2 separate regions of the Homo sapiens genome follow, and region 1 is linked to region 2. A link is a loop called in an ENCODE intact Hi-C map of the cell type or tissue named here. Cell type or tissue: heart right ventricle. All regions are shown on one strand.

What was found. A loop is a pair of places that touch in the nucleus more often than their neighbours do. Peaks named below come from ENCODE experiments on the same cell type or tissue, not always from the same donor. Only the 100,000 strongest peaks of a DNase experiment are listed, where the experiment ranks them.
Region 1: a loop joins it to region 2, with 2.5 times the contacts of the local background. A loop is called at or near these places in 3 of 110 quality-filtered maps.

Annotation. Positions count from the first base shown.
Region 1 is chr3:73,486,387-73,494,386 of GRCh38, reverse strand. All of the region lies in intron 3 of PDZRN3 (PDZ domain containing ring finger 3), which reads left to right. Among named protein-coding and RNA genes, the nearest start is that of PDZRN3-AS1, 130 kb to the left of the region's middle. In heart right ventricle, no CTCF peak of the experiment used is centred here; a DNase peak (open chromatin) is centred at 3,439; H3K27ac peaks cover 4,400 bases.
Region 2 is chr3:73,341,396-73,349,395 of GRCh38, reverse strand. No RefSeq gene overlaps it. Among named protein-coding and RNA genes, the nearest start is that of PDZRN3-AS1, 280 kb to the left of the region's middle. In heart right ventricle, no CTCF peak of the experiment used is centred here; no DNase peak of the experiment used is centred here; H3K27ac peaks cover 786 bases.

The sequences.
Region 1 (8,000 bases), 140 kb before region 2:
ATGAAAGTGAGTTATTTTAGGGAATGGTTAGATTTGGACATGGACCAAAATTAGTTTTCTAATGAGTGGTGTTAAAGATGTGTAACTACTATTACAGAGATAATGTAAATGGCCTTCTACTTCTTAATTCTCTGATTCTGATCTTGTTTTGTAGTAAGAAAGGCTCAGTATGAATTTGAGGTACTTAACTAACTTGTTACAGTGGTGGTCAGTGAAGAAAGATTCTATCGGGCAGGACTCTCTGGAATGCATGTGTCAGAAGCCCAGCCCAAATTGGCCTCAGCAGAAAACAAAACATAGCGAAAAGCAAATGACAATTCATTGGCTAAAGCAATGGAAAAATACAAGGATATCTAGCTTGAGACTCAGCTAGAGCCAAATATTCAAATCTGGTCATCCAACGTTGATTGGTCTCTTTCAATTTACTTAGCTGTGCTAAACACTGTTGGCTTGGTTTTGGGGCACGTTCTTCTCAAACATGGTGAAAGTGGCCCCTAGCACCGCCAAGATTGATCCTGTCACAGCCCAGCAATCCCAGTGGTTGCTTAAAAGCAAGTCCTTTTCTTGATAATTCTAGCAAAAATCATAGGGAGGTCACCCATTGGCCCAGTTTAGGGCATGTGCCATCCCTTAACCAATCAGCAATCTGACTAGCCAGGCCTGAGGCACCTCTTCATCACTAAAACTAGTCGTGATAGAATCAACTTAAGTGGAACCCTGTTGAGAGAAGGAGAGGAGGGATGGCTGCCCTAGTGGAAATGAGCTATTACCAAGAGTGGATGAGGGCGGGCAGAAACAAGAGGTGCACATTACAGGGATACCAGGGATTTGAGTCTGCAGTCTCTCTGATTTTCCATGAGTGCTTATCTTCTTGGGGGAGGTGGGGGCGGTGTGTGAACATCCACACAGCCTCCTGCTCCTCCTCATCTACTGGGGCGCTCAGTCACCCAGGTTTGGAATGCTTCTGAGGTGATACTTAATGTTACAGTTCATGGTCACCGTGCTCCATGTACGTGAGGTCATGTGTATTGTGTATTGTCACTGTCTCTCTTCCCAGTTATTTTTTTCAGTCAGGTGCTAGGGAATTCTCCTTTTCTTACTATGTCATGGCTGTCCTCCCCACTCCATGGGGCTTTCAGAAAGACAGGTAGAACATAAGAGTCTAGAGAGACCTTGGGTGTCACCCAGGCCATTGAGGCTCCATCTGGGCTTGAAAGAGCCCTCACCTGCAGTAAAGGTGCCTCTGAGGCCAAGGAGAAATTATGGCATAAGAAGGGAACACCAAGGAGATGGGGGCCCGGACATACCCTCTCCCACCTCCTTCAGATTTCATTCTTTATAAAATTTCACATAAGGGAAGAGTCTCCAAAGTGTAAGGAGGGCCAAAAAAAAAAAAAAAAAAGGTTGAAAAGCCTTCCATCTAGTCTAACCCTAAGAGTACTCATTTATTTTTGTTTTAATTTTTAAAAATTGATACATAATAATTGTACATATTTATGTGGTACATATGATATTTCAATACATGCATACAATATGTAATGATCAGATTAGGTAATTGGCATATCCACCACCTCAACCATTTATCATTTATTTGCACTGGGAACATTCAAAATCCTTTCTCCTAGCCATTTTGAAATACACAGTACTGTTAACTGTAGTCACCCCACAGGCCTATGGAACAGCAGAGCCCTTTCTTCCTGTCTAGCTGTCCAAATGCCAGTGCTTAGCAGCAGGGCCTCAGTACCACACTGCCTCCTTGGGTGCTTCTCTGCTGAATGTGCCTTATCTTTTCACCCTTCTCTAAGCTCCTGTGAAGCGGGGTGTTCTTAAACACCTCTGCAGCCCCAGATCACTGAGAACAGCACCATGCACCCAGACATCCAATGAATACCCTTCACGTGTGCTTTGGATAATTGTTAAGTCCCATATTTTTTAGAGCATATTCAAGGCAAGGGTCATAAATTCAAATGCCCCCTAGGGCCAAGAAGGCAAAGGACAAGAGGGAATGAGACCAGGGACCGTAGCGAGCTCACAGGCACACAGCCCAGCCTATGATATAAGCTACTCCAGAGCCCTAGTTATCCCCAGGAGGAGATACAAGCCCACAGCTGCCTGCACATCCACATTTTTGCACGAGAAGACAGAAATCTGGGTTTTTCTGTGAAATATTTTGATAATTTTATTTTGGAAACCAATTTAGAAATTTCAGAGGCCCCTTGAAATTGGTTTGGGGGCCTGATATGCTCAGGAAAGGGATTCTACAGTTAGAGAATATGAGAAGCACTAGTTGAAACTTTCTTCACTGCTAGTTTTCAGAATCTTTTTAAGAGTGTTCTTTTCAGTGGTCTGTGTGTTTTTCCTTTAGAGAGGGTGGGGTGTGAAGAAGCACATATCAAAGGCAGAGGTCCCTAAATTCATTTCTTGCTAGAGCCTTGGAGTACCCTGAGACGTGTGAACCCTGCACCTCTGGTCCAATCAAGAACCTTCTGGCTTCATGGTCGCTCATGCCTGTAATCCCAATGCTTTGGAAGGCTGAGGCAGGAGGATTGCTTGAAGCCAGGAGTTCAAGACCAGGCTAGACAACAAAAAGGGACCCCCCAACTCTATAAAAAATAAGTTAAATATTAGCCATACACAGTGGTATGCACCTGTAGTCTCAGCTACTCTGTAGGAGGTGGGAGGATTGCTTGAGTCCAGGAATTCAAGGCTGCAGTGAGCTATGATTGTGTCACTGCACTCCAGCCTGGGCAACAAAGCAAGACCCTGAAGACCCTGCTTCTTAAAAAAAAAAAAGGAACCTTCCACACAAGGTTTTTCTTTTGCTCTTCCTGTTGACTGGAAGTCTGTCTACTTGAATTAACAAGGGCTCTTCTTCCCATGACCTCATACTCCTCTCAGTTTAAAATCTGCATTTGAGCAATGGATGCAAAACCTAACTGGCAATATAAATTTGCATCTTCTTGAAATGGGCTCCAAGAAGCAGGTTTGTGGCCAGTAGAGCCAGCTCAGAACCCAGGAGTGGTACAAAAAGCATTCAGATATCAAGATTCCCCTCCTGGCTGCATCTTCCATGGGGGAGGCCATGAAAGGGGCCCCTGGTGAACCATTGAGTCATTTATAGGCTAATCTTAGTACACTCCCTGAAGTAGGGAATGACATGGGCTGCAAGAATTCTTCCTAAGCACCCCAGAGAGAACTTCACCGATTTAAAATATGAGTTTCTGTAACCTGAGCAGGAGCTTGCGTGGTACAAGGGCTTATGCAGCCTGCCTGCCAGGAGGCCAGAGGGTCGCACTTATGAGCTTGAGCAAATGGGGCTTTTGGGAATCAGCAGCCTCCCTGAGCTTTCCTGGAGCGAGCTGAACTGACCCTGAACTTGGAGGGCTTGCCTGGCAGGCTTTTGCTGTCTCCTGATATTGCAGTTTCAACATGAGAGGGGCAGGAAATAGAAGCCCCGTGCGTTGAAGGACTGCTGTGCCTGCACTTATCTCTGGCCAGGGAGTCCTTGGACACTGTTTTCTTTGGCAGCCAGCTGGTCTAGGTCACTTGAATTCCTTTGAAGTTCAGGGATACAGGGAGCGGTAGCCACTGCCTGCATTCCTTACTCAGGAGGCAGGCATGGGGTCTGCCATTGCTTACCTGCCAGAGAACCAGGCCTTCATTAGAAAGGTCATTTTTATGTGACTATGACTGAATAGTTCAGCCTTTTCCCCTTAAGTGGGATTTTGTGCTGATTCAGCAGTAAAGAATAAGCCCATACCCCCCATTTTTGTTGCCATTGCTCACATTTGAATTTATAGGTGGAGAATGGGTGAAGAAAAAAAACCTTTGATCTTTGGTACAAATACAGCTGTGGGGCTGTTGCCCACATTTGCCGTGATGTAGATGCCCATCCCAAAAGGAGCAAGATCTGCTCTTGCAGTGGGTGTTGAGAGGGGCTGGGAGGCTTTTTCAGTCAAATATGGAGCTGAAAACTGTCAGAATGTGCTGGTTGTACATTATCAATAAGAATCCTAACAGGAGCACAGTGTGATTTCTCTTCGTAGTGGGCGTACATGGTCTTGGGTTTCCATGTGCAGCAGTGAGAGTTGGTCTCCAAAGCAGAACGGTCAGCATTAACTTCAGCCAAGCAAGCATTCTGTATGGGGTGCTCCCTTTAAGCCCAAGGGAAAGCAGGCTCTGCTGCTTTTGCCACCTTTCAGAGGGAGAGGTGTGCCCCACCAGGGGTGCAGGTGTGCTGGGGCGTGAAGATAAAATTAGTTGTTTGGAAAAAAATAATGTCTTTAAGTTTCTGCAGAGCAGATCGTACCAATTAAAATCAGTTCATCAGAGGATTTTTTAGTCAATCCATACATTCACACATAAAGAGATGTGATTATAAGTAACTTGGCTGATTCCACAAGCTACTCACAAAATCAGATCATTATTTTGTAATCACATTTGTGGGTTTAGATGCCTGAGAGACCTTCTGAACCATCACCGTTTTGGGTGCCTGTGAGAATATTTGAAACTACCGGCCGGGCGTGGTGGCTCACGCCTGGAATCCCAGCACTTTGGGAGGCTGAGGCAGGCAGATTACTGGAGGTCAGGAGTTGGAGACCAGCCTGGCCAACTGATGAAACACCATCTCTACTAAAAATACAAAAATTAGCCCAGCATGGTGGTGGGCACCTGTAATTCCAGCTACTGGGGAGGCTGAAGCAGGAGAATCGCTTGAACCGAAGAGGCGGAGGTTGCAGTGAGCCGAAATCATGCCACTGCACTCCAGCTTGGGTAAAAGAATGAGACTCCATCTCAAAAAAAAAAAAAAAGAAAAGAAACTGCCCATATGCATGGCTAGGACAGCCTTGATGTTGTATTTAGTCTTATGCAGGGCAACTCCTCTGAAGTCCTCCTCTCACTTCTCACTATCTTACACTATTTGTGATAGACAATGGAGAAAGAGGGTTTTCTTCAGCAGAGTTGGAGTATCTACTCTGTACTGGATGCTAAGGATACAGTGCTAAACAGGATCAGCCACATAATTTGCAGGGACCAGTGCAAAATGAAAATATGGGGATCCGTTGTTTGAAAAAGCAGGAAAAGGTACCATTAAAGATATGAAAATATAAAGCTTTTCCTTTTCTTTCATGATCTTTCTGTCTCCCTGTCCTGCTATTTGCTATTTAATGCCATGCATTTTCAGGCAAGGAAATATAGCACAAGTGGAAGAAGCTGCACCCTGCCCACTAGCTGCTGGGTACCTCTCCTGCTAGTCACCTGCTCAGTGCACTGTGCCTTGGCTGGGGCTGGGGAAATCAAGCCAGGTATCTCCCCCATCCCAAGGGCCTGCAGCCCTAATCCACACCCAATGCATGATGCCCAAAGATATGGCAACCAATGTGCCAGGATGCGTTAGGCCTATCGAACACACTGTGGCACTGTCATGCCCACCCACTACAGGCACACACACCTGACTCCAACCCTCGCCTCTCCCAGGCCCCACCAAGGATGGAAATCAGCAGCAGAGATGGGGAGGAGGGGGCCAGGAGGGGCCAAGCCTCCAGGTCCCCAGTGCATGCTCCATGATCCCATCAAATTTCACTTACAAAACACAAATTTTAAGATAAAATTATTTAGAATTTTAAGACAACCACTAGAGCATTAAGCCCCAAGCACAGGGTTCTCCTAAGTGCACGAAGCCAGCCCTGTTGGTAATAGAAAGATAGGAAGATGCCTCCCCTTACCTATGAATATAATTTCTTCTAAGGGCTAAGTAAGACATAAACAAAGAGGTCAGGACAAAGAAAGGCCGAGAAGGTGAGAGACTTGTAGAGATGGTAGGCAGGTGGCTTCTTGGATGACAAGTCATTGAAGCCAAGTCCCAAGCTATGAGAAGGTAGCATCCAAGGGAAGAGCTGGGAAGATTGTTCCAGGCAGCAGGGACAGCCTGTGCAGAGACCCTGTGGTAGGAAAGAACCTGGCTCATTGGAAAAACTGAAAGAAGGTTTTGTGACTGGGGCCTGGGGACTAGGGAGGAGAGTACCATGGGAGATAGTAGGAAAGGTTGATAGGGGCAGGCAGATATTTGGAGACAGGGTAAGTTTTATCATCATAGCCTTTAATTTCCCCAAGTGGTAGCTGTATCTTTCTACTCCTCCCCATCTTGGGTTAATTTCTTCCTAAAAGGCAGAGGCTTTAATCCCAAGGAAACCTTTAATAGAAAAATTTACATTTTAGTTCATTTGTTTCCTTAAAACGGGGTTTCATCTGGTAGCTATCAGACCTGTGCTGGCACCTGTTGTGGCAGTTAATTTAAAACTCAGAACACTTTGTGCCTTTCATTTGCCCCCTTGAAATATAAAAGCCTAGTGCCACCGTTGCAACCTTATTGAAAAGAGCTTATCTAAAATTGGGGAATATCAGCCCACAGTAGGCATATAATGTGTTTTTCTCCTACACACTGCTGTGAGATAAGAAAATGGTTTCTAGGGTTCTCATTAGGTGATGTTTCTGGGAGTCTTTGCCCTGTTGTGAAATGGCCTTAAAGGTGAATGCTTTAAGTAATGAGCAGCCAAAGGCCCCGCTTCTGGCAAAGAGCAAGAAATTGCTGGAAAGGTCAGATGGGTTTCAAAAATGTTCTGCATTTGCCTCAAATAGTGACACAGGAATTATTCAGCTTACATAAGAGCTGTTTATAGGTGCTTGGAGAAAATCAAGGTTGTGATTGTTTTGGCTATTTAATGGGGCATATCTGTCCCAAATTTATGGGGGAAAAAAAAGAAAGTAAGTTTTAGCCAGAGAAGAAAGCTTAGGGTCACAGGAGAACAGAGCTTCGAAACGGCCTGGACAGTCCCAGCAGTCATTAGCTGGGATCAAGCAATTGTGACATCTTCATCTTGTGTATTGTAATGAACTGATTAGTCCACCCCTCGGAAAACATAGAAAAGCAAAGACAGCCTTCTCCTGGGAGGTGTAAAGAGTGAACGTTTAAAATGACTGTCTAGGTTCCTCTGCTCCGTTTTATTATTTAAGTACTTATATTGGTGGCTTTTCCCCCCAGAGGTAAAAAATCATTTGCTTCCTTTTTAAAGAAGAACGTGACCCTCTAATAATAAGGCACAGAATTAAATGCCACTTAAATTTATTATAGTTAAAAAAAATTTTTCTAGAAAGTGGCTTGAATTTTAGAACCTGACACTATCATGTAGGAAATACCTATAAATTTAGAGATATTGAAGTTATTGAAAAAAAATCCAGCAAGTTGACATTTAGATGCCCCTATTAAAAGTCAATTAATATTGTGGATTTTTTATTATATTGCTATAAAAATCCATTTGATTCTCATGTAGATGAGAAGTTTTGAATATTTAGATGTCTTAACTAATTTATTGGGGGAAAGAGGAGACAAGGTGTAAAATACAGTGGGCACCAACTTTGGAGCAAAAAGACATTTTAACTAGACAAAGATTTAGCTTATAATAGGCCATAAGTTTAAGGCTGTTTCTTAGGTTGATTTATTTATATCTCTCCAGTCCTTTCCAAATAATCAGTTTTCCTGATATGAAATAAAATATCTGACCTTTGATATGTCCGATGATAACGTTTAGTTGTTATCTATGCCAATCAGTTACCGCCAGCTTTGCAAATAATCACAAAACAAAATATCTTCCAGCTCTGCCTCCCAACTTAACCAATGCTACATTGAGGAAACTTTCATAGACCTGACAAATTGCATGTATGACTTTTTCCTTCTTTTAAAATTATGGTAAAATATACTTATTATTTTACTATTTTAACCATTTTTAAATGTACAATTCAGCGGCATACATTACATTCACGTTGTCTTACGTCCATCACTTCTATTTCTTAACCTTTTCATTACCCTACACAGAAATTCTGTAACCATTGAACAAATGCATGGCTTTTTGTTTATTTTTTGGCTGGTTTAATGGGGCTGTTTTCAGGCTTTTAAGAATCATAATGCTTGGTGGATTGATTTTTTTTTCCTTCCACCTCAT
Region 2 (8,000 bases):
TCTTTAAAATACATTTGTGCTCTGGACCCCTCCACTTCCCTGGTACATAGACTCACTCTTTCCTGAGTCATCACTTCCACTGGATCATTCCCAAGAGCTCACAAACTTGTATGCCTATCTCTCATCTTTAGAAAATCCTCCAGGTTAATCCCATCACCCCCGCCAAACACCATAGCATGTTTCTGCTCCCCTTCACAACAGTTATCTAATTTTGTGTCCTCTTGCTGTTTCCACTTCTTCACCATCCTACTTCTTTCTTCACTGACACCAGCTGTACATCTCCCCCACCAACAGGTGAAATGGCTCCTCAGTGTCACCAGGGTCCCTCATGTCACTCAGGGCAAAGAACACATTTCTAGTCTCTTTTACTCATTCTTTTAGCAGCTTTCAGCATATTTGACCATTCTCTCCTCAAAGCACAATCTTGCCCTCCAGCCCACCAGGGAGCCACTGCCTCTCCTACCTAATGGCCCTGCTGAGTTTCCTAGTATGAGTCTGCCCATTCTGCTCCAAATCCAACTGTCTGTACCCCCCAAGCTATGACAGTAAGGAAAAACCTTCTGGGTTCTAGCCATCATCTCTTTGTTGTTAATTTCATCTAGTTCCATGGCTTTAAACATCATGTATATGCCAAATGGCTCCTAAAGTTTTCCCTGTAGCTTGTCCTCTAGACACTTACTTAATATCCCTACTCGGGTGTCTAGGAGACTTCTCAAACTAACACATTCTGGGTGCCGGTAAGGTTCAGTGCCTTGATCTGTGAAGTGCTTATGTGAACATGTTCACTCAGTAAAAATTCATCACTGATGATGGCTGTTGCTTTTCTATACATAGCTAAGGTTTATACTTTTAATTAAAAGCCTTACTTTTAAACATTAACATTCCCGAACAGTGCTGCCAATTGCTTTTTCTGAAAACTTGCTCCTCTAAAATCCCCCAAAGAAACCAAAAATCCCAACGTTATTCTTTTTTTAAAAAAAAAATTATTTCCATAGGTTTTGGGGAACAGGAGGTATTTGGTTACATGAGTAAGTTCTTTAGTGGTGATTAGTGAGATTTTGGTGCACCCATCACTTGAGCCGTATACACTGAACTCAATTTGTAGTCTTTTATCCCTCACTCCCAACCCATCCTTTCCCCTGAGTCCCCAAAGTTCATTGTATCATTCTTATGTCTTTGCATCCAACATTATTCTTGATTCTTCTTGTTCCACATCTAATCCAATTGTATGTCCCGCCTTCTCTATTGCCAATCAAATCCCATCCACTTCAGCTGCCTGCTCGCCATCTGGCTGAGCCATCAGCACCTCTACCTGAGTTACTGAAAGTTTTCTACTGGCCTTGTGGGTTCCATTCTAGCCTCTTGTTATGGACTGAATTATGTCTTCCCAGAATTCACAGGTTGAAGCCCTAACCCCAATGTGACTGTATTTGAATATAGGGCTTTTGAAGAGATAATTCAGGTTAAATGAGGTTATAAATATGTGGCCATAATCCAGTAGGACTACTGTCCTCATGAAAAAAGGGAAGAAGCCGGGTGCAGTGGCTCACAAGTGTAATCCTAGTACTTTGGGAGGCCAAGGCAGGCGGATCACCTGAGGTCGGGACTTCGAGACCAGCCTGGTCAACGTGGTAAAACCCCATCTCTACTAAAAATACAAAAAAAGGGGCTGGGTGCGGTGACCCACACCTGAAATCCCAGCACTTTGAGAGGCCAAGGCGGGTGGATCACGAGGTCAGGAGTTCAAGGCCAGCCTGGCCAACATAGTGAAACCCCGTCTCTACCAAAAATACAAAGACTTAGCTGGGTGTGGTGGTGGGTGCCTGTAATCCCAGCTACTCAGGAGACTGAGGCAGGAGAATCACTTGAACCCAGGAGGCAGAGGTTGTGAGTGGAGTCGTGCCACTATACTCCAGCCTGGGTGACAGCGCGAGACTCCATCTCAAAAAAAAAAAAAAAAAAGAAAGAAAGAAAGAAATTAGCCGGCATGGTGGCAGGTGCCTGTAATTTCAGCTACTAAGGAGGCTGAGACAGGAGAATCGCTTGAACCCAGGAGGCAGAGGTTGCAGTGAGCCAAGATCACACCACTGCACTTCAGCCTGGGTGACAGAGCGAGACTCTGTCAGGAAAAAAAAAAGAAAAGAAAAGAAAAAGAAAGAAAGAAAGAGAGAGAGAAAAAAGGGAGGAGACACCAGGAGGACACACACAGAGGAAAGGCCATGTGAGCACACAGCAAGAAGGTGGCTGTCTGCAAGCCGAGAAGAGAGCCATAAATTTCTGTTGTTTAAGCCACACAGTCTGTGGCATTCTGTTGTAGCAGCTTGAGCCAGCTAATACACCTCCTATCATCCTTTCTGCTCAGAATATCATCCAGAGTGGACTTAGAAAAGTTGCAATCAGATCATGCTACTTCCTCTACCTCCCCCGCAGCAAAAATTTAAACTTATCAAAGCTTCAACTTAGGGTGAGATTCAAATGCCTCACCTCTCCTAGAAACCCACACAGTCTCATCCTGCTGAATACTCAACCACTTCTAAAACTGCTCTCTCCCATAACCCTCTGTACCCCAGCCACCTCTCTCTATGTTTCTTGGATGCTTTATGTTTCTACCTTGGAGCTTCTGTTCTAGATGTTCCCTGTGCTTGTGCAGGCTTTGCCATAGCTGGCTCCTTCTGATTACTCAGAGGTCAACTGAAAGTCCCCTTTCCAGGGAGGACTGCCCTGACTACCCAGTCAAAACATGTCCCCTCATAACTTTCCAGTACTCATATATTTTAGTTTCCACATTGCACAGCACTTAAAACCACCTGACAATGTTGACATTACTTTTTTGTTTACAGCCTGTCTCCCCACCACCACCTAGAATACAAGTTCCCCCAAGGAAAAGATATTATCTGTTAACCTCTGCATCTGCCCCTCTCCATTTAAAATTATGTCTAGCATATGGGAGGTGCTCAATAAATATATGTTGAAAAAACCTAATTTGTACAGCCCTACCATAATGCATAGAGCCCAGCAAAAACAGAAAAAATCAGTCTTCCCTGCTTTCTATCACATTCCTCAGCGGTGTGTAGACTTTAAGATATGTTAACACAGAGTAATTGAGACTTCGGAAAGCATTGATTGAAAATATGCAGTTATTTCTGCTTCCTTCCGAAATTCCATTTAAATATCAAGAAAGGTACAAGAAGATAGAAATTCACAAGGACAAAGAGAATAGGAGATAAGATGCCAACAGTTAAAAGATATCAGCAAACTTCTGAACACAAAACGCTGAGACCTAAATGTGTTTGGGTGGTGGGGGTTGCCAATGTGTGCTGGACCCCCGAAAGATGCAGGAATTGGAGCACCAGATATCTCTAAAAGAAGGACAAGGGATAAGACTAAAAAGAGACTAAATTTTTTTTTTTTTTTTGAGACAGAGTCTTGCTCTCTCTCCCAGGCTGGAGTGCAGTGGCGCAATCTCGGCTCACTGCAAACTCTGCTTCCCGGGATCACGCCATTCTCCTGCCTCAGCCTCCCAGGTAGCTGGGACTACAGGCGCCCGCCACCATGCCCGGCTAATTATTTGTATTTTTAGTAGAGACGGGGTTTCACCGTGTTAGCCAGGATGGTCTCGATCTCCTGACCTCGTGATCTGCCCGCTTCGGCCTCCCAAAGTGCTGGGATTACAGGCGTGAGCAACCGCGCCAGGCCAAAAGAGACTAAACTTTTAACTCAGAGTTCATGAAAGGAACCGTTAGACTTCCAGGGCACTTTTCGCAACACCTCACAGCCAGTTTGGAACCCATTCTAACCCCAAGAGTTAATGGGGTTTTTATATCTGTAGTTGTCAAATCAGACATGTTTTCCAAACCTGAAAACTCTTAAGGCACAGCAAAAATATAGATGAAGCATTGAACAGAAAAGAGGGATGCAGTAAAATTCTGCATACCGAATAATGAGAGCCCCTGTTCCTTCTGCCCACTGTGGTCCCTAGAATCATCCTGGGAGCTGAGCTTATTCTTCCTGAGGCAGGAGACTGAAAGATTCCTAGGTTGACTGATCCAACAGAAAAAAACCTCCAGACACTTACATTTGAAGAGTATCATGGCAAAATGGCTGGAGTGGGCTTGCTTACTTTACAGTGAAGCCACCAATCTTTCCCTGCCAAACATACTCCAGACACACACACCCCCAAATCCACATATACCCCAAATGCATACACACCCTTCCAAAGACATACACAGTCATACAGTGCATAATGACATTTCAGTCAATGGCAAACCATATATGTGACAGTGGTCCCGTAAGATTATCATACTGCATTTTTACTGTACCTTTTCTATGTTGAGATATATTTCAATGCACAAATACTTACCATTGTGTTACAGTTGGCTACAGTATTCAGAACAGTAACAAGCCATAGAGGTTTGTAGCTTAGGAGCCACAGGCTGTACCACAGAGCCTAGGTGCATTGTAGGCTATACAACCTAGGTTTGTGTGAGTACAATCTATGATGTTCACACAAAGACAAAATTGCCTAATGGTAGATTTCTCCAAATTTGTCCTCATCATTAAGCAACGTGTCTATATATGTACACATCCCAAACACACACCCCAAATACATATCCCAAACACACACACACACACACCCCAAATACCACACACATATTCCAGGCATGCACACATACTTCAAACACCCCAAACACACACACTCAATTTCAAGCAGCTTTTTCCCTGATTCCCAAAATATGAATGGACAATCAAACCAGATATGTGAATAAACCTCCGAAAACAAACGATCAAAACCAAGACAAATAGATGGTGGTGAGTTGGGGAGGAAGGAAAGGAGGAATTCAAATACCATAATCACAATAGTTAGCTTTAAAAAAAATCACATCCATGAAACAAGAATAGGATTCTGTAAAAGGAAGCACTTTGAGAATAACAAAGTGTCTAGAAATTTAAAATACAATAATAAAAAATCAATACAAGAAATGGTATAGAGTTGCGAAAAATCTCTCAAAGTATAACAAAAAGACAAAATATATGGGAAGCAGAAGAGAATCAATCAAATCAGAGGCTCAATCCGGAGAGTCCAAAATCAGAGACTCAGAGGAGCAAACAGAGACAATAATGGAAAGAAAACCATCAATGATAAAAAGCAATAAAATGTGCCAGAGCTGCAAAACCTGAATCTCTAGAATGAAATGGCCTCTGGATGTGGAGCAGAAGGAATTGACAAAGTCTGCTTTAAGGTGTATCATTAGGACATTTCAGAACACTAGCAATAGAGAGAAGACTTTAAGCTAAGGACTTCCTAAGAGACAAATATTTACAACACATCACCTGCAAACAGGAATTAGCATTAGACTTCTCAACAGCAAACCTGAAAAGCAGAAAGCAATGGAGTAAGGCCTTGAATATTCTGAGAAATAATTACTTCCAACCCAAAATTACATAGCCTAATAAATTATTAATCAAATGTAATAAAAAAAGTCTTTATGGCCAGGTGTGGTGGCTCACGCCTGTAATCCCAGCACTTTTGCAGGTTGAGGTGGGCGGACCACGAGGTCAAGAGATCGAGAACATCCTGGCCAACATGGTGAAAACCCGTCACTACTAAAAACACAAAAATTAGCTGGGTGTCATGGCATGTGCCTGTAGTCTCAGCTACGCAGGAGGCTGAGGCAGGAAAATTGCTTGAATCCAGGAGGCAGAGGTAGCAGTGAGCCAAGATCACACCACTGCACTCCAGCCTGGTGACAGAGTGAGACTCTGTCTAAAAAAAAAAAAAAAAAAAGTCTTTATATTTTCAGACATATAAAGTCTTAATATTTTGGTGTTCAATGTATCCTTTCTTAGCAAGTTACTGGGAGATGTGTGCCACTAAAATGAGTGAGTAAACCAATAATAATTTCTAAGAGATCCAAGAGAAAGAGCATCAATCAAAAGAGGAAAAGGAAACCCCCCATTTGATGGTAAAAGGAAATCTCTGAAAGATAATTGTACAGCTGACCTACAGGACAACTAGCTCAGGTGGGTGCAGGAATGCCTTTCCAGAAATAAAACTGATGGTTTGCCTTATGTGTTAGCCTATGTTGTGAAGAGTCTTATACTTTTATCAGTGTTTGAGAAAAAATTAATGACAAGAACATGGAAAATTAAGCAAATTAAAATAAATAATCAAAGCAATTATTAACTATCAGAAAAAGAAAAGGCTGTAAAAGAAAGGAAAAGTTAGCTATAGTATGTTCCATGGTTTGGCAGTGAACAATATTTTCATAATAAAAACAATATTAACACAGAATAGTAATTGACCAAAACTTATGACATAGTAATGGAAGAATGTGGAAAGGGGAAGCTTGCACGTGGGCTGTGTCTGTGTGTGGTGGCGGACATATGAGAAGTACATATATCACCTTCCATTTTAGGAAGTCAATAAATAGTCTAAAATGAATAAGCCAAGAAATAGCCAGGTAAGTGTATTTCTTAAAAATATGGAAATAAGGCCGGGCGCGGTGGCTCACGCCTGTAATCCCAGCACTTTGAGAGGCCGAGGGGGGCAGATCATGAGGTCAGGAGATCAAGACCATCCTGGCTAACACGGTGAAACCCCATCTCTACTAAAAATACAAAAAATTAGCCAGGCTTGGTGGCAGGCGCCTGTAGTCCCAGCTACCTGGGAGGCTGAGGCAGGAGAATGGCGTTAACCCAGGAGGCAGAGCTTGCAGTGAGCCGAGATTGTGCCGCTGCACTGCAGCCTGGGCGACAGAGCAAGACTCTGTCTCAAAGAAAAGGAAATAAACATCACATAAGAAACAGAGAAAAGTGAAAAAAGTAGTTTGCCTCTATAGAGGAAGATCCAAGAATGGGAACATGACATCTGGTATACATTTATTACTTTAGTAAGATTAAAAATTAAATTAAAAATAGAACAAAACATAAAGTAAATTAATAAATGAGGATATATCATCACAGATAGGTAGAAAGCTGGACCTACCATAGATAAGCTTCACTTTGATGAGGCCAAGCATGAATAACTGTAAGTAGATCATATGGAGTCCAAGTACATGAAGCTGAAAGTGTCCTCACCTTTCATGCTCACCTCTTGCCAAATCATCATAACAGTAAAAATAGCAGCTAAGATTAGGGGTGTACTGTGAACACAGAATAGTGCCAAGCAATTTCCTAACAGAAGCTAATTCCTTTCTCCACTGCTTAGTGAGAACAAGATTATATCATTTCACCTTTTTCAAATGAGTAAACCAAGGCCCAAAAAGGATAAATAACTGATCCAGCGTCTGCACAATTCTCTCTTGTCCCTGAATAAGAAAGGAAGGGAAAGAAGAAACTGTACCTGGTACTCTGCCTTTCCAAAAAATAAATGGCCAAAGGCTTGCAATTTTAAAGCCTTGGGAAAACTTGGTGAAAGACTAAGCTGACTTAGACTGGAAAAAGAGGCCGCCATGAATTGGGGGTGGTGGCTGGTGAGGTGACGCACTAAAGAAACAAAAAGCCCAGGCTGCTTAAAGCCAGACACAAATCTGTCCAATCATTTAGGGAGAAATTGCCAAGCTTGAAGCATTTATAAATCACCCCCAAACTAATCAGCCATTTAAGGACAATCCCATAAAAATATAAAAGGGACCACAGCAGGCTGCTCTTGAGAGATAAATGGCTTTGCAGCCTCATCTGGGGTATGCAAATTTGAGGATAACAGCAGGCATTTTCTGAATGATAACTTGGTTTATTTTTGATGGCAGCTCATTGAGAAATGGAGCTGAAAACCTGGGGAGAATTCTCAGGCTTTGAGATGAGCTATGTGTCCGAGAAGTTCCAGTGTAGCTTTTCTAAGAAACCCTTGTGCTGTAAGCTTGGAAGGCAGACAGGGAGTCAACCACCTCAGCTTTGGGCCTAGCACTAGAATGCAGTTGGTGAAACCAGGTTACTATAAAAGCCACTGCTGAGACACGTCCTTTCTTTCACCTCAGTGTCTCTTGAATTTTTTTCTCTCT